2 separate regions of the Homo sapiens genome follow, and region 1 is linked to region 2. A link is a loop called in an ENCODE intact Hi-C map of the cell type or tissue named here. Cell type or tissue: pancreas. All regions are shown on one strand. Each heading gives the region's core, and the rest is flanking DNA. Links, peaks and the distances in the headings are about the cores only.

The links. Peaks named below come from ENCODE experiments on the same cell type or tissue, not always from the same donor. Only the 100,000 strongest peaks of a DNase experiment are listed, where the experiment ranks them.
Region 1: a loop joins it to region 2, with 2.0 times the contacts of the local background. A loop is called at or near these places in 12 of 110 quality-filtered maps.

Annotation. Positions count from the first base shown.
Region 1 is chr17:78,001,149-78,008,902 of GRCh38, forward strand. It overlaps TNRC6C (trinucleotide repeat containing adaptor 6C), which reads left to right. Exons shown (of 23, transcript NM_001142640.2): 2 at 3,022-3,121; 3 at 3,910-3,931. The coding sequence starts at 3,059. Among named protein-coding and RNA genes, the nearest start is that of TNRC6C, 46 kb to the left of the region's middle. In pancreas, for the core only: no CTCF peak of the experiment used is centred there; no DNase peak of the experiment used is centred there.
Region 2 is chr17:77,926,315-77,934,068 of GRCh38, forward strand. It overlaps LOC105371909 (a long non-coding RNA gene), which reads left to right. Exons shown (of 3, transcript XR_935002.3): 1 at 1-194. Among named protein-coding and RNA genes, the nearest start is that of TNRC6C, 29 kb to the right of the region's middle. RefSeq lists enhancers at 3,368-4,313, 5,286-5,897. In pancreas, for the core only: no CTCF peak of the experiment used is centred there; a DNase peak (open chromatin) is centred at 3,817.

The sequences.
Region 1 (7,754 bases), core at 1,504-5,503, 75 kb after region 2:
AAATTATTTGAGAATGAAAGAAACAAAGGGAAAACCCAAGTTATTAAAAAATGTTTTCTTCCTAATAAAACTCAGTACAGAGGGATCCACTATAGTATACCTCACCATACCATATGAGGTATAGGTAATTTATATCCAATTTGGCCCTTCAAACTTGCTCTGGGCCCAGCAGTTGAGCCCATATCAGATTTCCTCCTTACCTAGTTGCCGTTGCTACTGAAACATAAGCTGAAACACCAATCGAAGGGATGCTTTTCTCTTCAGCAGAGCTGGATAGGACAGCTGGAGTTCTTTGCAGTGGCGGTATACTGGAAAGGAGGTGAAGATGTATGAATAGAAGAATGACTGAATAATATGATAACATTCACACCATGGTACATTATGGAGCCATTAGAAATAACAGATTGGACATCTCAGTAGGGGGAGGGAGAGAGAAGGGAGATCCTCCTTCCCTGCAAGTATTGAATGAGAAAAGCAAGTTGCAAAAAAGTTTCTATAACATAATCCCAGTTATACCAACAGTGATCCAATAAAATCTTTGTAAAAATGTTTAAGTATATATGTTTTTATACAGTTACACGAGCAGGGACAAAAACAAAGATATGAATCTAGGTGGTTTTAACGTGGGTCATGGGGGGAGGAGATATTTGACAGGGATATGGAAGGGGGAGAAAGTAGATAAGGGATGCCAAGCATGTCAGAAACAGGAAAGCAAATATTGTCCTGGGGGGAAGCATGATAAGATTATATTTACAAATGTATGTTGATCATGTATATTTAAACGTAATTTTAAAAAGAAAAAGTTCTGTGATTAAAAAGTAAAATTTTCCCAGTCTGGCCATTCCTTTTCTTTATTCTCCTTGCTTCTTGACTTATAAATTTATTTTACAACTTAGAAAAAATACAAATTGACTCTCCATTTAATTGATACATTTGTTTTTTTTTTCTTTTAATAGGTGAAAACACTTTTCAAATCCAAGTTTATAATTTCACTGTGCAAGGTAGACAGTAACTTTTTAAATACTACTTGATCATATCAGAAAATAAAGTTTTCCTTAAAAGGAAAACTTACAGATTTTCTCCACTGTAAATTTCAGCTGAGATTATATACCAGAAATTGGTACCAGAAATGCCCTGAAGAGTAACAGATTCTTCTCAGGGCCGCAGAGAAAGAGTCCTCCTACCAAGGCACTTATAGTCCAGAGGACAGAGGAAGCTCATAATCTCATTTAAAGCCAGGACATGTGGCTCCCGACTGTAACAGAAAAATAGCCTTTGCAGGAGGCCAGCGCCCAGGCAGATGCAGATGTTCATCTTGTCAAATTCTCACTGCATTTTATACTTGTTGCTGTTGTAATAGCGATAATTTGTTTTACTGATTTTTGTAAATATCTTTGAAAGTATATGTATTCTTATCTTGCTTCCTGCTATAATCCCAGAGCACTTATAAAGCTATTGTTCAGGCTGGGTGTGGTGGCCCACACCTGTAATCCCAGCACTTTGGGAGGCTGAGGTGGGAGGATCACTTGAGGCCAGGAGTTCGAGACTAGCCTGGACAACATAGCACGCCATCTCTGTTTACAAAAATAAACAAAGCTTTTCTTCAGAAAATACTTATTAAATGAATCAGTCCCCACCTCCCTCCATCCTTGTTTTTGTCCCTGGTGCTTACTACAATAAATAGCACATGTTAGTTGTATAGTTCTTCAGTGATTGAATTAGTGAACATATGAGATGGACTTGAGGTGTAGACTCTCTAGGAAAAGAAGTGATTAAAATAGCTTAGAAGAAAAAGGAAGAGTCAGGAAATGGGAAGATTCAGTGAGGATCAAGAACAGGTGCCATGTAAATAGTGATAAGAATAGGAAGTTATGGTCAGAATGCGGGATAGTGGCATCTAAAATTTCAGCAGTGGTGCAATTCTGGGTGGTTAGGGTCTAGTAGCTAATACTATAGATAAAGCACCCTGGTGATCAGGTGGGGGAAACTACATGTTTTGGCATTTGAGGTTGGACTGGTAAAACAGCCAGTTCCCTACCTAATATCCCTAAAGCAAAACCCACTGCGAAGGAAATCCATCCCATACATACAAAGCCCCTAATTGGTATTTCAGTGCCTGAACAGACAACCAAGGGTTACTACAGAGTTGAGGAAAGGCTTTCAGATCAGAGAGTATCTAAGGGAAGAGGCATCCAGAGAAGGAAAAAAGATATGCAGAAAACTTAGAAGATTTTCAGAGAAAAGAATAGAGATGATTTTGCATACCTAAAACAAGAACAGGGTGTTGTGGAAAAGGAGCATTCAAGAGCACAAGAAGGTTAACAATTTTAAACATCACAATAAAAAACTCAGTAGAAGGATTAGAAGATCAAGTTGAATCAAGCACCCTCAAAATAGAAGCACCAATAAAAGAGTAGAAAACATAAGAGAAACAACAAGTTACAGGTGATCAATCCAAGAGATTCAATATGTTGTTATTTAGAAACAGAAGGAAGGTGTTTTCAAGAAAATAGAGAACTGAAAGGTATGAGCTGAAAGCATCAGCCAAATGCCAAGCACAAATAATGGGGGAGAAAAGATACATCACCCTGAAATTTCAGAACCCTAGAGATCAAGTGGAAAAAATAAAGCATGGCCAGGCTTGGTGCGTCACACTGGTAATCCCAGCACTTTGGGAGGCCAGGGCAGGAGATCGCTTGAGCCCAGGTATTCGAGACCAGACTAGGGGCTGGACTGTAGGAGCTGTATCTTACTCCATATCATACCCTTATCCCCAGCAATGCCTGATGATGGGTTGGTGTTCAACAATGTGGACTGAATGAATGAGACAGCCGGCTACTGAAGAAGTCAGGGCAACCTGCAGTGCTGTTAGGGAAGTGTCCCTTTCTAGCACCTTCTCAGAGGGTCCTCCTGTATACCATATGCGAAATTCTGACTTAAGATTTGGAGCAGCTAGTGCTTTTTCATTGTTTGACTTAACATGATCATCAAACTTATACTAGTTTTCTTTGTATTTAATAGGGAGAAAGAGCAAGAAACACAAGAAGAGGAACGTTTGATGGAAGAAAAGAAAAAGAAAAAGCAGGAAGAAAAGAAAAAGAAGGAAGGTGCTCAGAAAAAGGTTTGGCTGAAGTTCCTGCTTCATTGTCTTTGTATCATTGTGTGTCTCATTTGCATCATCATAGCCATTATATGACAAGGTTTCATTCTGTTACTTTTTAAATCAATATGCCAAGTCTATAATTAGCGAATAATAGATATCCTACTGGTGAAATAAATACAGGTGACAGCCGTAAATGTCTAACTTGGAACTGGAAGTGTTAGAGCTGTGTTTTAAGGAAGCTGTGTTTTAGTTGCTGGTGGTGAAGTGTGTCCATGTTGTTCTACTTAAAATGAACTGTCCTGAACAACCATGTCTAATAAATGAAGAAGGGCCATTCAACTGATCTTATTAGAAAAGCTAGAAATATTTTTTTTTTGCAGCTTTGGCAAATGTTCTTTTACGAATCCTATTAGTAAAGATTAAAAATAAAAGCCCTACTGTAAACTTCATAGTCAAGCTTGAATTTTATGGCATTTAAAATACCAAGTTATGCCATTTGTCTTTGTTCTTACCTAGTTTAATGTATCTTGTAGTTTAAACAGTATACCTATTAGAGCCTGTTAAAATTATAGAGTTTAAATGAGCTCCAGATAGAATTTTTTGCCTTTAGATTAACATTGGTATATAATCAATGGCATGTACACATTTTTCCCACTAATAAATTGTAATAAATTAACTGGGCAAAAACTCATTTTTAAAATTTTCAATACTAAAAGTTTGCTTATAAACTTTCATAGATGTGTACATTCTACACATTATTCCTAAAGAGTTTCTTTCTTTCTTTCTCTCTCTTTTTTTTTTTTCAGGCTGCTGATCAAAAAACCAAAGGTAAGTTTATTTATATTTAGGGGGGTACATTTATGGCGGTACCAAAATTTTTATGACCAGGATGACTTTTTTTTTTAAATTGATGGTTAAAAAACGAGAATCTAAGCCTGCCTTTGAAACTATTTTTTATTATTCATTGTGAAATTCCTCATTTATCACTGGTTTTACATCTGCATCTCATTGGTATTTGGTTAATCTAAAAATGTCTGAAGAATGTTATATTAGCTTTCCAAACAATGCTTTTAAATTTTCTTTTGATTTCCACCAAACAGGATCGAACTGATAAAGTTGATTCAGTTTGAATAAGAACAACCAAAGGATATCTGCATTTTTTTAAGGTTCCAATTTCTCATTGCCAACTATCCTTTATAATAAAAAAGATATATTCTTTCTGGATTCCCTCTTTGCTTATTGATATGTAAAAGATTTCTCTTTTTATCCTCCAAGTCCAGAATTTGCTGGTTATCATAAAAGGTGTTGGTGGAAACACACGCATTTCTCACTGTTACTCAGGAACTCCTATGATGTGCTGGAGATTCAGAATGAACAAACTGAAAGCCATACTCCAAGCCTCTTCCTTTTATACCTGTATGTTTAGTTATTTCCCAGTGGTTAAGAGCACCCACTCAGGAGTCACATAAACTAGCTCTGTTTAATTTGGGACAAGTTACTTCACTTCTTTAGGCTTCAGTATCTCATATTTAAAATGAGAAAGGTAGTGAATGGTTCCTACCTCATAAAGCTGTTACAAAGACTTAATACGATTATTTGTCAATTCAAAATAAAATGTAAAAAAAAAAGACTAATTGAGATCATGCAGGAAAATGACTCAGTATCTAGCATATAATTGGTGCTCAGTAAAGGTTTACTATAACTGTTATTCTGAAGTTTTTTTCCACTGGACCATCACATGTACACAACTGTACATGTAGACACATGCACTCTCACAGCTAATACTATGCTTTTGTGAGACATTTTATAATTTTCAAAGTTAAGGTTATGTGTATTATCTCATTTGAACTTCATAGCTGAACAGGAAAGGAATTCGTTTACAGATAATCTCCTAGTGTGAATTAAGAGGCTGGTTCTTGGTTAAGAACCAGTTAATGGTAAAGGCAAGACTTGAGGGAGTCCAGGTCTCTGAACCTCTAGACTAGAGTCACATGAAGAGAGGGAGTTAATGCTCAATGAATATTAAAAAGCAGCATAGCAAAAAGGACATTTTTCTCTGTTATACTCTCAGAAGCACTGTGAATTTACATAACACTTTTCCAGAAGGGTCCAAAAGGTTTATGGTACATAGTTGTGTATGAATTTATGATCTTGAATGAAAAACAATGGTTTCTTACTATTGTCATTTCAAAATACAGAGTTAACTGTTCTGGATCATCCATTTCTTCTTCTTCTTCTTCTTTCTTCTTCTTCTTCTTCTTCTTCTTCTTCTTCTTCTTCTTCTTCTTCTTCTTCTTCTTCTTCTTCTTCCTTCTTCCTTCTTCCTTCTTCTTCCTTCTTCCTTCTTCCTCCTTCTTCCTTCTTCTTCTTTCTTCTTCTTCCTTCTTCTTGAATTTTTCTGTCTGGTTTAGTACCAGCTATATTCTTCATCATTGTCACTGTTTTCTACTCAAGTAGTAACAAATTGCTTATTACTGAACAGTGATTGTGAATTACATTGTCCCACCACTTTACGCAGAGCTATCATTTTCTATTACTGTTCTGATGAGAATTTTCTTTTATTTATTTATTTATTTATTTTTTTTTTTTTTGAGATGGAGTCTTGCTCTATCGCCCAGGCTGGGTGGAGTACAGTGGCATGATCTCGGCTCACTGCAACCTCCACCCCTCAGGTTCAAGTGGTTCTCCTGCCTCAGCATCACCCCACCCCCACCCCATAAGCTGGGGTTACAGGCACGCATGGCCACACCCAGCTAATTTTTTGTATTTTTAGTAGAGACAGGGTTTCACCATGTTGGCCAGGTTGGTCTCGAACTCCTGACCTCAAATGATTCCCCCCCACCTCGGCCTGCCAAAGTGCTGGGATTACAGGCGTGAGCCACCGCACCTGGCCTCTGTTGAGAATTTTCATTGCTAACTCCAAACTCTACTGGATTTTTCTCTTCTCCTTCTATATCCTCTAAAATACTGTTCCTTTGGGTACAGTTTATCAGTAACTACTAACTAGCCTTAGAATGGGTTGTAGTAATAATTAATGTCTTTCCAAACAAAAAATGCTTTTTGAATTATAAATAATCTAACAGTACTGCTAGGTAATTCATTGATGAATATTAGCAGCATCAAGGTTTACGTTTTTCTCAGACTCTTCATTATTACTGGTTCAAACCAAAATTCATTGCCTGAGAAATATTGGTTCCAACTTTCTGACTGGACACTTTTGTCGGGTGACACAGGTTGGCCTGACTGTACCTATGATACATGTTATAGTACTAGTATTAGTGTTCACACATAAAATTGATGCTTTCCTAACATTCTAGCATTTTGACTTCCCTCCCCTGCTCCAGATTGTGTGTCTATGAGGGCAGGGGCCACATTTGCCACAAGGCAGCACCCAGAAGTCTCAAGGCCCTGAGTTGTTTGAATATAGGAAAGTGTTTAGCAATTTGAGAGAGTCCGAGAGTTGGATACTCTTAAGAGAGAAGCTGCAGTTATAAATTAGATTGCATAATATACTGAATCAATCAACATTGTAGAAGTTTGAATAATTTTGGTTTTGATAATTAGCTCAAACTAGACCAAATCAATTAGAAATTCCCTTACTCTGCAATATTACACACCACTCAACTAGTAGCATTCGTAAAGCCATGCCCCAATTATTTAGCATTATATTTGACTTAATTTTCTCAATAATAGAAATGCTTTAAATTTGGATTTGTTTTAAACATTTTCAAGGAACTTTTTAGAATATATGACATGCTCATCTATGATACTCCTCTACCTTCTCCTGGAGAATATTAACTAGTCTAATCCGTTCTTAATAGATGAGTCTCCATTATAGCATTAATTATACTTAAAAAAATGTTTGCATCTGGCTATAACCATCAAACTTGAACTATGAATTCTTATTTAAAAGACTAATGCCGAACTGAAGCTAACTGGAAATATATGTTTTTTGAATAACTTAATATAATATGTAGCATGCTTTCCTACCCTCCCCCAACAAATTTGAAAATTAGATTTCTAGGAAGTCTGCTTTGTAAAATTACCACTGAACAGAAATTTTGTTCCTGGCTATCTTTTCAAATTCTGACCTGTGATATCTTTGGGTCATTTTCTTTTTAAGATTCAGGCCAAGTGAGTACGTTTGTGTGAAACACTATGCTGCCAACATTCATACCCCCATCCTACCCTGATGTGATCATGGGAACCACGTTTTCTCTGCAGCCAGGAGATACACTTTTATTCAGCCCCGGGGGTTTTCACTCAAATAGTTGATTCACTTTGGCTTTCATCAGTTTCTTCCTCTTGACTCCCCCTTGATTTTCCTCTATGCCTCTAAGTCTGCAAACCCTCCAGTGGGGTTGACATCCTGCACTCCTAAGGAGTCTGGGCATGTTTCTAAACCTGGAGGCCTTTTCCTTAGTTGTCTCAGAGTGTTGGGTTGTTGTTGTAGTCAACTTTTTCTTATTTTTCCCTCCTGTGATGAAAAACAAAAGTTATATATTCTGATTGAAAATAATTTGAGATTATCTAAAGAGAAATTAAAGTTCACTCGAAATTCCTCTGTCCTGAGATATTTACCCATTAACAGTTAGCCATCCTTGAATGCATCTCTCTATGAATTCATATACATAAATATATATTTATATGG
Region 2 (7,754 bases), core at 1,557-5,556:
CTCTCAGTATGTCATGGGTTGCCAGTGAGCAGGACCCTGAACAGCGACCAGGGGCCTCTCTGCTGACAATGGCCAGAAGTTTCTAGACACAAAGGGCCCCACAGCTCTTGGTGAACCCCAGATATCACTGGGCTCTGCTGATCATGGAAAATCTTCGCAGCTCATGCACAGGACGCACATTTGTCAATTAGCCGGTGAGTTCACAAGCCAAAAGAAAGTGGTTCGAAGCTTTCCGTTGCCTTTCCAGCAGATGGAGTGTCTTGGCCAAATCCCAGCACCACCCAGGCTGCCTCCTCGGGAGGGTTCTTCCTTCTCTTGATGGAGAGGGGCTGGACAGGTCTGCCATCTCTCACTTGAGGTCCCCATCAGAACACTCTGAGGTCAACTCCACCTACAGCCTCCTACCACCAAAACTTGGGAAAACTCCTGAAAGGCAGATTTGATTCAACTCACTTCAGCAACACATTCTTTGATACCTACGACGCGCAAGGTCCTACTAAGGCAGGGCAAGCGAGCTGTAAGATGGGGCTTAGTCCATGAGGGTTCTTGGTCTTGCCCAGGAAATAATTCAAAGGCAAGCAGGGGGTAGAAGAAAATGGCTTTGTTGAAGCAGCAGTGTTACAGTTGCGTGACAGCTCCATGACTGCCCCTGCAGAGCAGGGCTGCCCCATAGGCAGTGTGCTGAGAGCTGCCACTCAGGGCAGGTTAGCAGACATATTTATACCCACTTTTAATTGCATGCAGATTAAGGGGCAGTTTATGCAGAAATGTCTAGGGAATGAGCAGTAACTTTTGGGTCATCAACATTGTCATAGAAAGAGGCGGTAATTCCCGGCTGTTGCCATGGCAATGGGAACCTGACATAGCACACTGGTGGCCATGTCTGACTGGAAAGCTGCTTCTGCACTGGTCTGGTTTTAGCTAGTCCTCAATCTGTTCCAGTGTCTGAGCCCCACCTCTGGAGTCAGGTCCCACCTCCTACCTCATTATGTTCAAACTTACCAGGAGGAAAAAGACCCAGTCTCTTTTATGCAGGTACTGATGACCTAGAGAAGAGAGACACAAACACAAGTAGCTATAATGTAAGAGGGAGGTCAAGGGTTGCCGCCCACAAGGAGATGAGGTCACAGGGGATGCGATGCTGGTGAGAGGTGAGCCAGGGCTGCTCAGGGGCTGGGAGGCAGGGTCAGCAGGTGACAGCAATGGCATGGCAGCTTCCTCAAAAGAAGGGGGCTGGGGTGGGCGTGGTGGCTCACGCCTGTAATCCCAGCACTTTGGGAGGCCAAGGCAGGTGGATCATCTGAGTTCAGGAGTTCAAGACCAGCCTGGCCAACATGGTGAAAGCCCGTCACTAGTAAAAATACTAAAAACTACCCAGGGGTGGTGGTGTGTGACTGTAGTGCCAGCTACTCGGGAGGCTAAGGCAGGAGAACTGCTTGAACCGGGGAGGCGAAAATTGCAGTGAGCCAAGATCACACCATCGCACTCCAGCCAGGGCAACAAGAGTGAAACTTTGTCTCAAAAAAAAAAGAAGAAGAATGGGAGCTGGAACCTGGGGAGGCGACAGGGAACAGTGTCAGTTGGGAATCCCCCATGGGCAGGAGCTCAGGGCATCTCTTCCCATCCGTGAATGGGCCAGAGGAGCAGAGACACAGGTGAAGCCGTGGGAGACTGCCCCCTGAGGGAGGTGTGGCAGACATTGCAGGGGATCCAAATTCATTCCAAGAAGAGGATCCATGGCACTCTGCAGGGGAAACTGAAGGATGTGTCAGGCGCCTGTCCACTCAGAAGGAAAGGGCTTAGAAAGGGGCAGACAGGAGGCCTGGATGGGGAGGGTGGAAGAGGACAAAGATGGACAGCGGGCAAGGGGATCTCAGAATCAAAACCAGAGGGCCGCATCTGCTGCCTAGGCGTCACACAAAGCCTCTGCAGAGCCTGCAGCGTGAGGGCAATGTGCGTTTGCTGCGTCTGTTGCCATGTGCCCATGTGTGCATCTGTGACACGTCCCCAGTCATGCGTTTGCTGCAGACCCAGCCAGTGTGCATTCCCTGCCCTCTCAGAGCTCATGTTCCACTTGGGGAGAGAAACAACAAGCAAACGGACATGCTGAATGAAGAAAAGGAAGCAGGGTGTGGGGAGGGTAGTGGGAAGGGTGCGCAGAGAGGAGGATGGGTTACGAGCCTACATTCAAGGAACTGAAGAAAGGTCTCCTAGCTGAGCAAGATGGCTCATGCCTGCAATCCCAGCACTTTGGGAGGCCAAGGTGGGCAGACTGCTTGAGCCCAGGAGTTTGAGACCAGCCTAAGCAACATGGTGAAACCTCATCTCTATAAAACATATTTTAAAAATTAGCCAGGCGTGGTGGCATGCAGCTGTAGCCCCAGCCACTTGGTAGGCTAAGGTGGGAGGATAGCTTGAGCCTGGGAAGCTGAGGCTACAGTGAGCTGTGATGGCACCACTAAACCTGTCTCAAAAAAAAAAAGAAAAAAAGAAAGAAAAGAAAAGAAAAGAAAAAAGAAAAAGAAAGAAAAGAAAGGAGAAAAGGTTTATTTTCTCCTGGAAGGAGTAACCCCTGAGAGGCTGGCTTTTTTGAGTCTCCTTTCACCCTCCCTGGGAATGTGGGCTCCAGCAGGTGCACCCCACCGATCCCCCCTCCCCCAGGCTGCTGTCGAAGGGCCACAAGGGAGTAGCTGGCTTTGATGGTGTTCCTGTGGTCTGATCCTCTGGGTTTTATCTGAGCCTGGTCCCAGCAGGTGGCTGTGGGGCCCAGCAGGGCCACCTGAACCCCACTGAGAATGCATTCTCTGATCTTCTCTTTCTTGGCTGTGGAGAACAGAAGTTGAAGGAAGATTGCAGCTTTGGAAAAAGGCAACCTCAGGAAGCAAAGTTCATTCTCAGTTCCAACCTGGGAGAGGCACAGAGACCCCACAGTTCTCCCTCTGGGAACAGCAGGCCCCAGCCTGACGCAGGTCCTCTCCAGTCGGACACCACCACCATGATCCCAGCTGGTCCTCAGAGGGGCTGCTGGCCTCCAAAGCCTGCTTCCAACACTGCAGGGTGCAGTCATTTCTTTCTTGTCCATCAACATCCCCCTTCCTGCGTGAGAGTCCACCCACAGACTTCTCCCATCCAGAAGCAGCTTTACGGGTTTTTTAGGGGCCTATTGCCTGCCCTCCAGCGCCAGGAGTCTCTACCCCTGGGATCAGGAAATGGGGGCTGCGGGCAGGGTTACAGGGAGGAGTCACTTCCTGGCTGCAGGTATTGAGGCCAGAAGGATGCCAGCCCTGGGTAATGCCCAAGTGCCAGTCTCCCTCCTTCCTCCTTGGCCCCCACACCCCTCTTTCTGAGAGCGGAGGTCTTGCACTTGAACTTGGGAATGTGTCATTCCCCAAGACCCCCACACAGGGCCACCAGGACCTTGCCCTCCTTCTCCAGACCCCAAAGCTGGTTTCTCCTCCCTCTTCCTTGCTGTGCCCATCCTTCTTCCTCTCCCAGGGTCCCCACATCTCCCAGATCTTCCAAAGCCCCGAACTGCTCCGTAGAATCAGGTGTTCAGTTTTTCTCCTCCACTGAAATCAGGCAGCCATCAGCTACTCCTGCACTGAAGGTGGCGTTTGGGGCAAGGTGAGAGACCTGCCAGGGGAGGCAGTGGGCAGTGCGCTGCACTGTGGTCAGCAGCTGCGGGAACGGGGATTCCTGAGCAAAGGGCTGGCACCTTGCAGTCCTCAGCCAGACCCCCAGGCCCACCTGCCCCTCGACCGAGGCCAGACTCCCTGCAGGGCTGTGGCCCACACTCCCTTCCCCGGGGCCCGGCCAGGATCCTTTCTGCTTGTCCATGGCAGGCTGGGACTCACCCAAGGCTGTGTGTCCAGGAGGCCACTGAGCCTCCTGATGTCCACCGAGGAGTCCATGTGACCAGTGACAGGCACAGCCCCAAGCATGGGCCACAAACACATCACCAGGGCAGCAGGAGGGAGCCGGAGGCCAGCGCATCACATTTTTAAAAAGAACGTTCTGGCCCTAGGACTGGCTCCCCTGTCTGGAGGCTTTTCCACTCGCCTCTCTGTTCTCGGTCTCCTGCCCTTCTCTCTACCACTCCCAGCCTCCTTCCTGAAGCAAAGGGAGGGCCCCAGGGTGAAGAGTGAAGTCCCTTGCCTTGCCTCAGTCTCCCTTTTTGTGAAATAAACAATCCTATGACCCAGAATGAATAAAGGGCTTTGAATATACCCATTTCCTAGTCTCTGGATTTGAATCCTCCCAACCTAGGATTCCTCTGCTAGAGAGAAGGCCTGACTCGGCTCCCCAAAACCTCCCCCCAACCCAGCTCTGCCTCAAGCCTCCCGCTACCTCCATTCCAGCTCCCTTCGTCCCAGCTTCCCCCCTGCAGCTCCCCAGGCCCCAGTTCTGCCCCTACCCCACCTCCCCCAGCCCCACCTTCCCCACCCAGCTCCAACCTGCCCTGCCCCACAAGCTCCCCCTCCCCAACTCTCTCCCCCTCCCACCCCAGCCCTACCTCCCTGCCCCGCCCATCCCTACTTTGCCTTCCCCGCCTGATGAAGCCTCCCCTTCTGCCATCCCTCAGCTGTGGCCTGGCATGGAGATGTAATTACTGCATTAGCCCAGTGGCCTGAAGAAAGACTGGGGTTGGGAGCGGGGTGGGCTGAGAACTGGGGGAGAGGAAGGTTCTTTATTAAATGCAGATGTTTTTAAATCACTGTAATTAACTGGGATGGATACCACGAATCACAGGCATAAAAGCTAAATGGGCTTTTGTTTTAACTGTTTGTCATATATTTAAAAGGGTCATCAGAGAATATAGTACATGGAGAGGTTCTTGCTCTCTTCCTGCTTGCTTTTGCCTGGCAAAGGCTTTCTTCGGACACGTTGGTGAACACGCACGTGCCCATGCACACACACGCCTCCATCCATCCCCTCCTCTCTTTCTGAGTCTCTCTCACATCCACACACATCCACACTGCACACACACCCTCCGTTCTCTCACACACACACTCAGTGGGGCTGGCCTGGATAGGTCTTGGCTGCAAAGGAGTGGGTATCCACCAAGGCAGCTGTGGAAGAATCAAGTTCCCCGCCTTGGGAAGTTTCCTCGGAGGCCCGGGGGACGTCCTTCCCCAGCGGCTTCAGGAAGCACCGGCGGCTTCTCAGCGGACACACGCACAGACCCAAGCTCAGATACAAGAGGCATATCCGCGGAGACTTGCTGCCCCAACTCCTTCCTTGTTTCACTAAACAAGCTAGAGATAGACACACCTCCCTGTGGGCCAGACTCCCCGCTTCTCCCCGGGAATGTGGAATGTGGAGCCACTGTTCTACTTGGGCAAGCACTGTTTTTCCCAGGTCAAAGGCAGCAGGGAAGAGGCGGGTCCAGGCCCTGAGGGGTGGGCTGGGTGCTGAGAGGCTTTGAAGGGCCCCTCTGGCCAAACACTTCCACCTGCACCTCTTCTGGGGCCTGTCCCCAAAATACTTGAGCGAAGACAGGGCCTGCAGCCCATGCACGGCACGTGGCAGAGAGAAAGTGAATCGCACAAGCAGTGTGCATTGAAGGTCACAAAAGAGCATACCTTGACACAGCCTTGTGCACTAGTATTTTCTATTCTATTTTTCTTTTCTTTTCTTTCCTTTTTTTTTTTTTTAAGACAGAGTCTCACTCTGTTGCCCAGGCTGGAGTGCAACGGCACGATCTCAGCTCACCGCAACCTCTGCCTCCCAGGTTCAAGCGATTCTCCCTGCCTCAGCCTCCCGAGTAGCTGGGATTACAGGCGCCCGCCACCACACCCAGCTAAGGTTTGCATTTTTAGTAAAGACAGGGTTTTGCCTTGTTGGACAGGCTGGTCTCGAACTCCTGACCTCAGGTGATCTGCCCACATCAGTCTCCCAAAGTGCTGGGATTACAGGCGTGAGCCACCGTGCCCGGCCTAGGTTTTATATATATATATATATATATATATATATATATATATATATTTTTTTTTTTTTTTTTTTTTTTTTTTTTTTGAGACAGAGTTTTGCTCTGTCACCCAGGCTGGAGTGCAGTGGCATGATCATGGGTCAATATAGCCTCAACCTCTCAGCCTCAAGTGATCCTCCCACCTCAGCCTCCCAAGTAGCTGGGACACCAAGCACACATCACCACGTCTAGCTAATTTTTTAATGTTTTTGTAGATACAGGGTCTCACTGTGTTGCTCAGGTTGGTCTTGAACTTCCGGGCTCAAGTGATCCTCCACCTCAGCCTCCCAAAGGGCTGAGATTACAGGTGTGAGCCACCGAACCTGGCCAACATTATCTTTTCTATACTATTCTAATTCTAGTTTTCACAACCCACAACCCGGATTTTGAAACCTGGTGGGTGTCCTTCAGCAGTTTGAAAAACACAGCTCCTGCTCTTCTGTGACGCAGGCTTCAGAAAGCTCTCTAGGCCCAGGTGCCAGCTCTGCTCTCAGAAACATTCCAGGACTGGTCGGGCCAGGTGGCTCACGCCTGTAATCCCAGCACTTTGGGAGGCCAAGGGGGGCAGATCACCTAAGGTCAGGAGTTTGAGACCAGCCTGGCCAACATGGTAAAACCCTGCCTCTACTAAAAATACAAACATTCGCCAGGCGTGATGGCGGGCACCTGTAATCCCATCTACTCGGGAGGCTGAGGCAGGAGAATCACTTGAACCCAGGGGGCGGAGGTTGCAGTGAGCTGGGATCACGCCACTGCACTCCAGCCTGTGCAACAAGAGCTCCAGCCTGAGCGACAAGAGCAAGACTGTCTCAAAAAAAAAAAAAAAAAAAAAAAAAAGAAGAAGAAGAAGAAAAGAAAAAGAAACCTTCCAGGGCTGGTTTTATCCTTCCTTTCTCACCACCCAAAACACACATGGAAGAGAGTATCTTACCTTAGCTTTGACCTGCCACGCCATCCTTTCTTCTGGTCTCCTCTCCTGCTCACCTTCTGTCCTGGCACCACTAAGTCCATCTCCTTCCTCGCAGTTTCCTTCCAGTTTTTGAAACTCTTGAAAAGCCTCGTTAGAACATGACCTGAGTCTCCACCACTTTGAGAGCTCACAGGAAAGAAATCCAACTTCTTTCAATATGAAGAATCCAGCTGCATGTCTGAAGCTCAACTTGACATTCAACTGTCCTACTTCTAGCCAGCAAAGACATACTCTCAACTTGTAGAAAGGGTTTTTCAGGAAAGAGAGGAGCTGAGTGCTTATTGAGCAGTTACTATACACCCAGCACTCTCCTTGGAGTTCTAGTGGACATTATCTTTTTCACTGCTCTCGAGAACCTTATGAAAGCCAGGGCATAGTGGCTCATGCCTATGATCTCAGCACTTTGGGAGGCCAAGGCCAGAGGATTGCTTGAGCCCAGGAGTTCAAGACCAGGCTGGGCAACATACTGAGACTTCCTATCTCTACAAAAAATTTTAAAAATTAGCTGGGCGTGGTGGCACACGCCTGTGGCCCCAGCTACAGGGGAGGCTGAGGCAGGAGGATCACTTGAGCCCAGGAGTCTGAGGCTGCAGTAAGCTATGATCATGCCACTGCACTTCAGCCTAGGCGACAAAATGCGACCCTGTCTCAAAGGAAAAAAAAAAACACAAAACTTTACAAAACAGGACCTTATTACGACTCAGAAAAGGGAAGTGAGTTACCTAAGGCTTAGGGGCATCTATGGCATGGAGTTGGGTGGAGAGTGAGGAGAATTACGCCTTGGCCTGAGCATAACAAAGTCAAGTTTTTTCTGTT